Linked DNA regions of Homo sapiens: region 2 is linked to region 1. A link is a loop called in an ENCODE intact Hi-C map of the cell type or tissue named here. Cell type or tissue: heart left ventricle. All regions are shown on one strand. Each heading gives the region's core, and the rest is flanking DNA. Links, peaks and the distances in the headings are about the cores only.

Region 1 (6,567 bases), core at 970-5,969:
ACAGCCAAAAACAACTTTAAAGGTCGTTTAGATGGAACTTCTTCATTTTGCAGATGAGGAAACTGAGAATCAGAGACAAAGTGACCTCAGGGCATTACAACTTACTATTACTATATTGAAAGAGGAAGGGAAGCTGGTGCAAGTTGAGGGACCCACTGATGAACTGCAGGGTATCCAATGTTGCCCCTGTGTTTGGGCTGAGGGAGAAGCAGCTTCTTAGCTTCTGCTATGCTGACTTATCTTGTGATCTCTGTCCCAGCCCTTGGCTGCCTCTCCTCCTTGTCCCCAGGCCTGCACCATTCCATCTGCCTCCTGATTATTCACTGACAGCTGCCTTTTCCCTCACCCTTTGTTCTCAGTTTTTAAAAATCCAATGGGGAGAAGCTTGGATTCAAATGATAGCATTTTCAGCTCATGAAAAATTCTATAACAAGTGTATTTGACCGTTTGATCTCTGGCTTCTCCCACACACTTGCCCTTTATACTCTGACAGCCATAAGCTTCATTTCCTTGAAGCAGATTGCAATTTCAATGGAAAGGAAATAATTGTGTAGCTTTCAAGCTGAGTTCAGTTCTAAAAAGGACTGAGCAAAGCTCAATCCTGGGCTATTGTAGAATCTTAGTCACTGAATCAGGCAGTGAAAGAGCTCTCTCCAAGCTTCATGGTTATGATCTTGAAAAACACCAGAGCTAGGTTCAAATTCCAGCCATACCATTTCCTAACTGTGTGATTTTGGCAAATCACACAAATACTTAAAATTCTTTCGACTCGGTTTCCTCTTCTGTAAAATGGGAACACTAATTAATGCTCACCTCAAAAGGTTGTTCATTCATTCAACACATATTCGTTGGGTGCCTCCTGTGTGTCAAACTGTTTCAGTCCAGTGAGGAAGATGGACATGAATCCAAGAGTCACCAAAAAAATGTAAAGTGGCACCTGTGATGAGTCACAAAGGGGAGGTATATGAGAAAGTGTGTGACAGTATCTAACAGGTGAGGGCATTATATAATTTATTGTTGCAAACAGGACATTTTTGAGCATGTAAGAGGGTGTGTTAATTGTCCTGGAACAACAGGCATAAATCAGGACTTTCTGGGCAAACTCAGGCCCTACCCCACTCTTACCTACCCTTAGTATAAGAGGGAAGGTTGGGAAAGGCTTTCCTGGGGAAGGGAAGAAGAAACTGAGATCCGCGGAATAAGTGAGGATTCCTAGGCAAAAAGAGGAAGACAGAGTGGTTTAGGCCAAGAGAGCAAACAGTGGTGCAAGACTCTAAGGCAGGACAAAGCATGGAGCCTGCAGAGAACAGACAGAAGGTCAGTGTGATGAAGATGGGAGGGGTGCGTGGCTTTAAACACAGGCCCCTTGCTTGTTGGTTTGCCCTGTAGGTGTTAAGAAATGAGGCTATATCAAGGTGAATTTTAAGTAGAGGTGGCACCTCTACTTAAGACCAGACTTGCAGCTTTAAACATCAGTCTGGCTGCAAGGCAGAATGGATTAGCATTGAGTAGTAGTTCTGGCCTTGGCTTTCCAGAGGAAACTTCTAAACAATATCAAAGCCTTGGTGTCACCCACAGAGATCCTGATTTAATTAGTTTAGGTTGGCTCCCAGTAGGTTATAAAGTGTGTCAGGATTGAGATTCACTGTAGAAGGAAGTGTGAATATGGAGAAGAATAATTACAAGGCTATTGCAGTAGCCCGGGTAAGAAGTGATGGAATAGGTTCATGGCAGTGGGTTTCTGAAGCAGTGGTTCTCAAACTGTAGTGGATTTGAGTATCACCTGGAAGTCTTATTTATTTATTAGAGATGGTCTCACACTGTTGCGTAGGCTAGAGTGCAGTGGTATAATCATAGCTCACTGCAACCTTGATCAGCCTTCATCTCCTAGGCTCAAGCAATCCTGCCACTTCAGCTTCCTGAGTAGCTGGGACTACAGGCATGGACCACCATGGCTATTTGTTTGTTTGTTTTTAATAGAGACAGGGTCTCACTCTGTTGCCCAGGCTGGTCTCAAATTCCTGGGCTAAAGCAAGCCTCTCTCCTTGGCCTCCCAAAGTGCTGGGATTATAGCCACTGCACCTTGGCACGGAAACCTTGTTAAAATGCAGATATCTGGGTATCATTGATTTAGTAGGTCGTGGATGGGGCCTGAGAATTTGCATTTCTGACAAATTACCTGGAGGCGCTAGTTGCTAGTTTAGAGATCACACTTAGCATCTAGTGGGTAGTGGTCAGGGATGCTGGTGAATATCATACAATACACAGAACAGCCCTTTTGCTGATCACTGATCGAGCAAAAAAACCATCTGATGTGGTAGATAACATCAACAGGATTTGATCAGCAGGGTAAAGGACAACTCCAGGACTCTTACAGTTTTCTGAATTTCACAACTAAATGACGAGTTTCACTATTCATTGACATTCAGGAGACAGCCCTACAGACCTGAGAAGATGGTGAAGTCAAAGCTACACATATATTTGAGGGTTACCTTTGAAACAGCTAAGAGGATACATCAAGCAGGAACATATATGTGGAACCTGGAAGGGAAGATCATTACAGATATAAACTTGGGGATCATTAAAGCCAGGAACTTATCAATGGCATCAGTCAGTTCTCTTTTCTTTTACTCTTATCATTGGTGTCAAAGCTCTGGCCTCTTTTTGTTGGTTCCACTCAGGTGCCGTGATCCTCCAGCCTCAGCACCTTGCTGTGAGCTCTCCTTGGGAGGCTGCCTCTCCCTCCTCCTTCAGAATTTACCCCCTACTTCTCCTTTGGGTCCCACCTCTCAGGCTTGGTCATGTGTGGCATTAGCAAGCAGGTGTGCGTGTTTCCTTCTGAAGCACAAATCAAAGCCATGGTTATGTATCTGTGGGATTATTTGCTAAATGGCCACCTCTCCTGCTAGATTCTAAGTTGCCTGCAGTGACTGGAGAACATCCCTAGGTATCAGATGCTCAATGTCTTACACTTATGGAACCGTCAAAGACAGCTGTTAAATGTCCAATGGGTCAGTTAGGGAGATGGTGGTTGTTAAAACTGTGATGAGTTCTCAGGAAGAGGGAGAAGCAGTTACCTTTGTGAAGCAGTTGTTGGTATTTACTTAGTAATGAGATTAAATTTCCTAGGACAGTGGGTGTGTGAACCAGCAATAGCGCCATCTGCTGGAAGTAAGTGATACAACAACTATTATCTTGACTAGGCTCAGGGCTGTTAAAACAGTATTGCTCTGGGAGAAAAGAATCATTTTTTTTAAGGTTAAAAATGTGAGTAAAATTCTTTAGAGTGAAGATAGAATTTCTTTTGAAATGGTTGGAAAAATTGGATAATTATTGAAAATAGTGTTCAGTTTTCAAAGAGGAGAGAAACCTTCAAGTCACTGTAATTAAGAGAAGTTTTATTGAAAGAACACATGGAATAAGGAAGTTAGATATCTCCACCCAAAACCAGCATTTCAGAAAACAGAAACAGGCAAAAATCTGGCGGAGTGTGGTGGCTCATGCCTGCAATCCCAGCCCTTTGGGAGGCCATGGTGGAAGGATCGCTTGAAGCCAGGAGTTTAAGAATAGCCTGGGCAACATAGTAAGATCCCCATTTTCTTTTTTCTTTTCTTTTCTTTTCTTTTTTTCTTTTCTTTTCTGAGACAGAGTGTTGCTCCTTTTGCCCAGGCTGGAGCGCAATGGCATGATCTCAGCTCACCACAACCTCCCGGGTTCAAGAAATTCTCCTGCCTTGGCCTCCTGAGTAGCTGGGATTACAGGCATGCACCACCACACCTGGCTAATTTCGTATTTTTAGTAGAGACGTGGTTTCTCCATGTTGGTCAGGCTGGTCTTGAACGCCCGATCTCAGGTGATCTGCCCACCTCGGCCTCCCAAAGTGCTGGGATTACAGGCATGAGCCCCCGTGCCCAGCCCCAAGACCCCCATTTCTATTTTAAAAAAAAAAAAGAAGAAGAAGAAGGAAAAGAAAAGAAAAATGGAAACAGGCGAAAACCTAGGCTTCTCAAAGACTGAAGGGTATTTTGGAACTGACTGGATATTGCTCATCTCTGGCTGGTTGTGTTGCAGCCTCGTTGGTGGCAAGTGCAGACCCTCAGTCAGTGACCTCCTTTGTTGCTCTTCCATCAAAGGGCCCCCTTCTCCTGCCCAGGCATGGTGTTACTAATATGGCGATGGTAGGGGCAGGGGCTGCATCTATGACGGGGAGAGGTATGAGAGTATACTCATCATTCTGCTGTTGTCTTTGTTAGTTTGTTTCTAATTTCTATTGTTGGGGAGAAAGATAAATTCTTCCCTAACCTCTTGGGATCTTCACCTGGGTCTAAGAATTAAATCACTGTAAGACAGGTTAACAGGAGAAAAATATATGAGTTTTATTGATTTTTACATGTACGCGGAGACCCTCATGAGACAGCAGAAGACCTGAAGAAATGGACAAAGCAGAAAGCTCTAATACCTTTTAGACAGAGAAACCATAAATTCATGAAGAGCTGACAAGACAAAGGGGTTTGGGCCAGTGGCAGTAAATTGTGGGAATTCACTAGGGAGGTGTAAAGATAGAGGAAGATAAGGGATAGTTTAGAAAGTTTATTTGTACAGCTCCATTGCAGCATCAACTCCCAGTCAATGGTGATAAGAGTTATTTTCTTATTCTGGTACAGGGAGGGCAACTTTCTTAAATAAATCTTTTTGGCTTACGACAGGTAGAAGAGGGCAGATCACATAGCCCTTTCCGGCATCTGCTGTTTCTCAGGTGACTTTAGCTCAAAATAATCAACATGCCACATCAGCAAATTTTGGGGTGACATGGCCTGTTTCGCTATGATAATGGGAAAGAAATCAGACTTTTTAACTTTGAATTAGAAAACACAAACTTTGACTATGTCCCACAATTTATGTGACTGATTTCATATTCTATCACATCTATTTTATATTCTCTCATATTCTCCTCATGAATTTTCCCCTAGAATGTTGGGGGAATTTTGAAATGACTTGGGGGGCATGCTACAATTCGAAAAGGAGAGAGACATACTCTCCAATTCTCTCCCTGCCTGCCTCACAATGTGCAGCTCTCCTCTGCTTCTTCTTCTTCTTTTTTTTTTTTTTGAGACAGCGTCTCACTCTGTCACCCAGGCTTGAGTGCAGTGGCGCAATCTTGGCTCACTGCAAGCTCCGCCTCCCAGGTTCAAGTGATTCTTCTGCCTCAGCCTTCCGAGTAGGTGGTACTAGAGGTGTGTGCCACCACGCCCAGCTAATTTTTGTATTTTTAGTAGAGACGGGGTTTCTTTATGTTGACCAGGCTAGTCTCGAACTCCTGACCTCAGGTGATCTGCCCACCTCAGCCTCCCAAAATGCTGGAATTACAGGTGTGAGCCAACATGCCTGGCCTCCTCTGCTTCTGATTCAACTGCTGCTACCGATAGACTTACTGAAGGATTTGAAGCCAAATGGTATTAATTTTGGTCAGTTACTTCCCTGTATCTGGTGTCCTCACTAGACAGAACTTCTGTGTATGGCTACTTCATAGACCCCGACCAGCCTACATATTGTTTGCTCTAAGGTCTAGTGCCCTCTCTTATTTCACTAAGATACAGCCACTGTTGGTGGGGGAGTCACATAACATGGAACATAATCACTGTATCAGTTCAGGTGCTCTTGATTCAAGTGGATTTAATTATGAGGGAATTTATTCCTTACATAATTACTAAGTCTAGCATTAGAGTGGCCTGCAGATGAGGGTTGATCCAGTGGCTCAGTGATGGCCAGAACGCTGTTTACTTTTTCCATTCTGCTATCTATGGGGTTGGCTTCATCCTGAGGTTGTTTTCCTTTCTGTCACAGGTTTTACATCAATGGGGTAAACTAGTTTACATTGTGGTAACAAGCAACTCTCAACTTTTTTTTTTTTTTTTTTTTTTAGACTGAATCTTGCTCTGTTGCCCAGGCTGGAGTGCAGTGGTACAGTCTTGGCTCACTGCAACTTCCGCCTCCTGGGCTCAAGTGATTCTCCTGCTTGAGCTTCCTGAGTAGCTGGGATTACAGGCATGCACCACCACGCTGGCTAATTTTCGTATTTTTAGTAGAGATGGGGTTTCTTTTTTTTTTTTTTTTCTTTTTGAGACAGAATCTTGCTCTGTCGCCCAGGCTGGAGTGCAGTGGCGTGATCTCGGCTCACTGCAACCTCTGCCTCCTGGGTTCAAGCGATTCTTCCGCCTCAGCCTCCCAAGTAGCTGGGACTACAGGCGCATGCCACCACGCCCGGCTAATTTTTGTATTTTTAGTAAAGACAGGGTTTCACCATATTGACCAGGCTGGTCTTGAACTCCTGACCTCGTGATTTGCCCGCCTCAGCCTCCCAAAGTGCTGGGATTACAGGCGTGAGCCACCGCGCCCAGCCAACTCTCAACTCTAGTAGCTTAAGACAACAAAGATTTATTTCTTGCTCTTACTGTCTGCCCATCTGTATCACCTTCTCTGCAGGACCCAGTTTAATGGAGCACACACAGAAAAAGGTGCTGGTCACTAGGGCCAAGGGAACAATGGCTCTGGAAGGTTTTTCTTGAA
Region 2 (6,567 bases), core at 739-5,738, 130 kb before region 1:
CACAGGCCACGTTATGTCTTTAAGTTATTCCTTTGACTCTATGTCAAATTAATTTTGTAAGGAATAAAGGATTAGGCCGGGGACAGAGGCTCATTCCTGTAATCCCAGCACTTTGGGAGGCCAAGGCAGGTGGATCACCTGAGGTCAGGAGCTTGAGACCAGCCTGACCAACATGGAGAAACCCCATCTCTACTAAAAATACAAAATTAGCTGGGTGTGGTGGCACATGCCTATAATCCCAACTACTCGGGAGGCTGAGGGAGGAGAATTGCTTGAACTCGGGAGGCAGAGGTTGCAGTGAGCCGAGAACATGCCATTGCACTCCAGCCCGGGCAACAAGAGTGAAACTCTGTCTCAAAAAAGAAAAAGAAATAAGGGATTAACTCATTTTGTCAGTGCATCTGGGGACAGAAGGTAAAGTGAGTATCTGAAAAAGTAAAGTATAAAAATATGCATCAGGAAACGGACTAGCTTTTCTGAATTTTCTTACTTATTCAAGTAAAAGAAAACAGTATGACTCAAGAGTCAGATAAGTAAAATTCCATAGACCCATATCACCATAGTCAAATCAGATAGGGGAAGTAAACCAATTGTCTAGACGAGGAATTGGCAAACTCTGGGTCACAAGTCAAATCCTTCTGACTACCTATTTTCATAAATAAAGTTTTATTGAAACACAGCCATGCACATTACCTATGGAATGAATGAATGATGATATTTCTTGGTTGGACTCTCCACAGAAGAAATTAATTCAGAATCCAAAATCATGGGAAATGTTAAGCAATTGTTAACCTGTAACTCCACCCCCAGAACTAATCCATGGGCCATAAAACACGCATTCACCTACTCTGCAGGGAGAAAGAAGACAGGCTTTTTATGGAGAGACATTCAAGTGGAGGACATGCTCACCAGGGTGTGAAGAAGACCATTCGTTGATGTGTGGAGAAAGATATTATAATTTATGGTTTTACATTAATATGTAGAGAGAAGAAATTAAGCTTTACTAATATTTAATACACAGATTGGCAGTAGTCTGTGAATCCAACCCCAAAGAATTGGCTATAGAGTTCTCTTTTGCTTGATTTCATTGTGTTAACACATACTGAAGTTTGCATATACCTGGCTAAGTGGATTTAGGGATTTCATTACTGACTTCACAAAATAGACAAATAGATATAAAAGATTCCTGCAAAAGTGTCTAAGATTGAAGATAATAATTAATGCACTGCTTGATAATGGAAAAAAGTGGCAGAGTTGAAAGTTCCCTTAATCCTATGGAACTAGTTATTCAGCAGCCAAAGAAGAGGTAAAAGATGAATTTATACATTCTAATGAATTTTGAAATGATCAAGAGAATTATGAAATATGGATTTACTACCTCTATCATTGTAGGCCTCACCCTAGTTGAATACTGTGTCAACTTTAAACAAAAACTTTTGCATAATTGGAGGATTACATTAAAAAATAAGTACCATGATTTAGTAGGCAAGATAATGAGGTCTTTTTTTTTTATCACATCCTTGTATCATTAGGAATTAACTTTTTTGTTATGACAATCATTAAGATTAAATCCAGAAATAATAAACATAATGCCAGACTGAATCACAAAGATTTTAAAACATAATTAAGTATATTAAATCACACTGTTTACACATTTTAGTAGTCTTAATGATTTTTAAAAGTGAAAACAGAAAGATGTCTTTGTAAATTAATAAGATAGAAGTAAAACAAACCACTGGGTTATCTTGATTTCATCCTTTAAAAATGTCTATTTTGGAACAGAAAACCAAATATCACATGTTCTCACTTATAAATGGGAGCTAAATGATAAAAACCTATGAACACAAAGAAGGAAACAACAGACACTGGGGTGTACTTGAGAGGGAGGGTGGGAGGAAGGAGAGGAGCAGAAACGACAACTACTGGGTACTGGACTTAATATCTGGGTCATGAAATAATGTGTACAATAAACCCCCATGACATGTGTTTATATATGTAACAAGCCTTTATATGTATCCTCAAACCTGAAATAAAAATTTAAAAATTGTCTCTTTGTATATTTTTATCTATATTATATGCTAGTATAATAGTACATGCATATACTATCACATAATACTACACACATGTATATACTATGTATAGTACATGTGTGTGCATATATATACACACACACACACACACAAATTGAAAGTGTATGCTTAAATTTTGTTTTACTTATAGGTGGATAGGTCAAAAAATTTAGAAGCCACTGATTTAGACAATGATGTATGGATGCAACCTTCCTACTGGGATATCTTGGATTTATTGCTGCCTGACCTTTCCTTTGACTGAACTCCCCTTGACCTGCTGAAGGCCTGGGCAGAGTGACACAAATCACCATTACTCCTCTACATGCACTTCTGTAGCCATGCGTATTTCATATTGGCACATGCTTGCTTGTATATTTACATTTTCCACATTCATATTGTTTATCCTTATTTCTGGCTATTTAAATACTAGAGCTATTATTGATTAAATTTGCTTTGTGCAGTACCTTCCATAGCCATCTAGCTAACTAACACCCTTGCTACTGTCTATTTGCTTTTGTTCTGGGGAAATCATTGTATGATTACAGATTTCACAGATGCTGGGTATGTTTGGGGATGGCACAGTTTTCCTGGTGTCAAGGGAGGACTGACTTTAATGATATTGACTTTGTTTACTTTATGTCAGGGCAAGAAGTGAATTCTTTTAAGAAAAAATTCTATTCTGCCCCAACAATGTAAATGTATTTGGTATTTGTTGAGCTGCAAAGAGGCAACTTTCATACTACAAGTTTTGCTAAATCAGATGCCTCCTCTATGTCTTTTCTGGCCAAAAGAGATACGTAATTTCACATCTCAAAGGTCACATCTCTTCAAGATTTTTCCTGTCTGGGAACAACCATAGTCTCTAACAGTACCACTGGCATTGGCGAAAGCTCTCTTCAATTCTTCTTCATTACGTCATAGGATTTCTTCATTAGATCAAGTTCATATCTGATTCTAGCAGTTCTCTTTTTTCTCCGTCAATTTCAGCATACTGCAGAAGTTATGCCTTTTGTATTTGTCCATCGAGAAAACCTCAGAGGTTGATGTCTGCTACTAGACCGGCCAGAAAGTCTGGTCTCTCACTAGCTTCCTCCTTGCATTCAGGAAGCCAATCTCAAGTGCAAACCTCACAGCTTATCCGGAGTTCGGCAGATGTCAAAATGCTTCCATTCCCTCCCAGTCCAACCCTTATCCCCAGCAGCAATCTGGTGCCAGTTTTAATTAAAATTCATGAAAACAGACTGGCACTTCAGACACGGATGGAAACAATTTGTAGGGGAGGCAAAAAATAGCAGGGGTATACTTCTCATGTTTACTCTCTATCGTCCTGTAAGGATTTCATTTTTGAGTGAAAGCAGTTTGAATTGGACATATGCTCAGTTTGAATAATTTAGGGAGGAATTCACAATAACTGCCTCTGATGTGGACTGAGCTCTGTTCTCATGACTAAAGAGGTTTATTTCTTCTTTAAGAAAAAGTTTAATTATGGCAACTTCATATTGAAAATTAATAGCTTGGGGGAATTTAGAAGGAAAAAATAGAGGAAAATTAACTTTTTGAGATGTACAAGACTTGGAACAGTTTTATAAATGAGAAATCATTAACTGGTATTGTAGTAAAGTGTTTTTGCATAAGGATGAAGAAGACATGAGTCTTAAATGTGTGTAACTAGTATAACATGTGTACGACACTCATACTAGCCAGTAAATCCCAGACAGGAAAAAGCAGCTACACACCCACATTTTCTATTTATATTTCCTTTACCTAAAGCAGTCATTTGTTTATACTTACAATGTGCCAGGCATGTATTGGGCCTTTTAGGTGAATCATCTTAGCAGTTCTTAATATATTTTTTCACTGTTAGGAGTATGCTACATTCTCATTAGAAGTAGCAGCTCCTAAACAGTGGTGTAGTGACCCATCCTTCTTGGTTTGGAGGAAGGAGGTTGGCGGGAAACGTGAGAGTCTCTGGGTTGGATAATCTAGAATTTAAACCTAAACCTGGCTTCAGAGCCTATGTTCTAAGCCACTATACTCTAATAGCTCCCAGCTTTCTCATCTTTCACTGCCCAAAGTATCTACCAGGAATATTCAATGAATATGGGTTGAGTTAAATTGTGACTGTTTAGCAGTCATAATAAAAAAGGGTAGAATGAATGGGTTCCAGGAATGTGACAGACCTACAAGTATTTCCTATCAGATCCCTTTCTCTACCTACAAATGTTTGATTCTTCTGTTTCGCTCAAGAGACCCATCACTGTGGATCTGGCTGGTTAACTCTGTGGGAGGTGGGGGCAGGTACATGAAATTGGGAAGAGATAGAAGAACTAAAGGTGATGAATGGGTTGCTACCTTGAGTAAGAAATTCCAGTCCCAGCTGAAACTCTTACCTTAATGTGGCACTTGAAATAAATGGGGTCAAAAGAGTTTTGAAGAGCTAGGAAAGATGAGATTGAGATGGTGCCTGTCTGAATAAGGGGAAGGGGAATTCACAGATATGCTTCTGGTAGAGACTTGCATTGGCTGGTGGTGTCTTCACTGAAAGAATGGATATGAAAGAAAGAGTAAACTCTTTCCCATGCAACAGGATTCAAGTCAAATGTTACCTCTTTTAGGAAGCTCCTGCCTGGGTTAGGCCTTCACTATGCTGTATTGCCACAGCTCACTGTTAATGTCTTAAATGCAGAATTTAACTGACTTCATTATGTTAAGTACCTACTCCAGGGTAGGTGGGCCCCAGTAGTTTGTCTGTTTCTCTTTATCAGATGCTGACTGAATAAATAATTGATGAAAAAAATGCCAACATATTTGTGAAACCCCAATTATGAACATTATGGTTTATATAATAAATATGTGTGCTTAGTGTGTTAGAAGCCAAAAAAGAAAAACAAGAGGGGGAGAACCAACTATTTAACAAGTAGGAGGTGTTTTGCACTCTGTGATGAACTGCATGGCATATTTCTTACTTTCAGATTAAAATGGAAATGGCTCTAGGCTCTACCTGCAGAATTAAGGAAATTCCATGATCACACTCCTGACCTCCCAACCCCTTCGCCTGGGTTATTTGGATTCCTAGGGACTTGTGCACCCACACATAGTGTGCCAGGTTCCATTCTCAAGTGACTAAGGGCCCTGGTGAATCCCTGTTCACTGCTGCTTTCACTGGGATCTGCTGGGGTCACAAATTTTCTATTGTACCTCTGGCCCTGTGGCATCAGGGATTAGCAACATGTCAACTTATACAGTTTGCTGCTGAGTAGCATGGACTTTGAAGGAGAGTGGCATAAAAGCATAATACAACTTGCTCTCTGACAGTTCAGAACCCTCTGCACAGCCATGCCCCTCTACTGTCATTCACCAAACCAAAGCACGTCCAGGTATCTCCCTGTCTCAGAAAGGACAATCACTATTCCTTTTTTGAATTCTAGAATTTCCTCAAGGTCTGGGTTTCTTTCCTTCTTCATCCTTCTAAAATAGAAATGGTACCCTCTGTTCTTTCTTCCCACAGTGAAACTTAAAGGGCCATTAGAAGGGCTTGGGCTTTAGAAACACAAGACTCGGTCCACTGCCCTTTCCTGGGGTTGGGGGTAGAATAGCTTTTATTCCTTTTTAACAAGTTATCCACTCCATGGATAGGAGACTTTTTAATATATAGCAAAAATTCCAATACAAGTTAAATTATCACCTGCAGGTCACTCTGCTACTCAAAGATGCATAGAATAAGAATTTGTGCTATTGTTAATTGCTCTTTTGCAAAGTGTAGAGTTTCCTTTCTAGTTATGACCTAAACATAAAGAAAACCTATGTCACAATGTTTAACCTTTATAAATTTTTTTTAGCTCTTCTTAAAAAAAAAGTCCTGGTAGACAGTCCAGAGAGGAAACATTGCCAAGTTTGCTGCCAAGGGCCTCACAGAGAGAAAACTGAAGAAGCCAAACTCACAGGGCTTTACAGCCTCCTGATATCCTGTCACTGCGATGGTTTGGCAGTAATTCCTCAGGATCAGTGTGGAGGGGAGGGAGGTAGAGAAATCTCCCCATAGGGTTATACTTGGCTATGATTGCTCCTATCATTTTATGCCTGGAACTCAATAAGATTGTTTGTCATATTAACAGGCATAGCTCCTCATCAAAGCATATCCATAGTGCCGGAGAACCTAGGCCAGCTTATCTCAGCTACACACTGTGTCCAGAACTCTCCTGGGAATTATTTAGGTAATTGTGGCGAGACCAGACTACTGACTCATTGACCCCTCTCTTACGATGGGTTGGTTCCTCCTTCGGAAGCATATCCTTGGGGCCCTTCCCTGTCCACTGATCTCAGTCGAGACCATTTAAAATGGTGAAACTCATTAGAGTTGGGGGTTGAGCATTTTATTTTCCTAGAGACTCCTTGGTTTCTAGACAAATGTGTTCATTCCCTACTTAGCATCCTTTGAGTTGAACACACAGAGATGATAGGGGTGTGGGGTACATTGTCAAGCCACAAACATAACCTG

The links. A loop is a pair of places that touch in the nucleus more often than their neighbours do. Peaks named below come from ENCODE experiments on the same cell type or tissue, not always from the same donor. Only the 100,000 strongest peaks of a DNase experiment are listed, where the experiment ranks them.
Region 2: it touches region 1 in a loop (2.2-fold over the local background); 16 of 110 quality-filtered maps call a loop at or near these places.

What each region holds. Positions count from the first base shown.
Region 1 is chr9:72,589,775-72,596,341 of GRCh38, forward strand. All of the region lies in intron 2 of TMC1 (transmembrane channel like 1), which reads left to right. Among named protein-coding and RNA genes, the nearest start is that of TMC1, 71 kb to the left of the region's middle. RefSeq lists an enhancer at 2,888-2,947. In heart left ventricle, for the core only: a CTCF peak has its summit at 3,162 (motif pointing left); no DNase peak of the experiment used is centred there.
Region 2 is chr9:72,461,935-72,468,501 of GRCh38, forward strand. No RefSeq gene overlaps it. Among named protein-coding and RNA genes, the nearest start is that of TMC1, 56 kb to the right of the region's middle. In heart left ventricle, for the core only: no CTCF peak of the experiment used is centred there; no DNase peak of the experiment used is centred there; H3K4me3 peaks cover 641 bases; H3K27ac peaks cover 544 bases.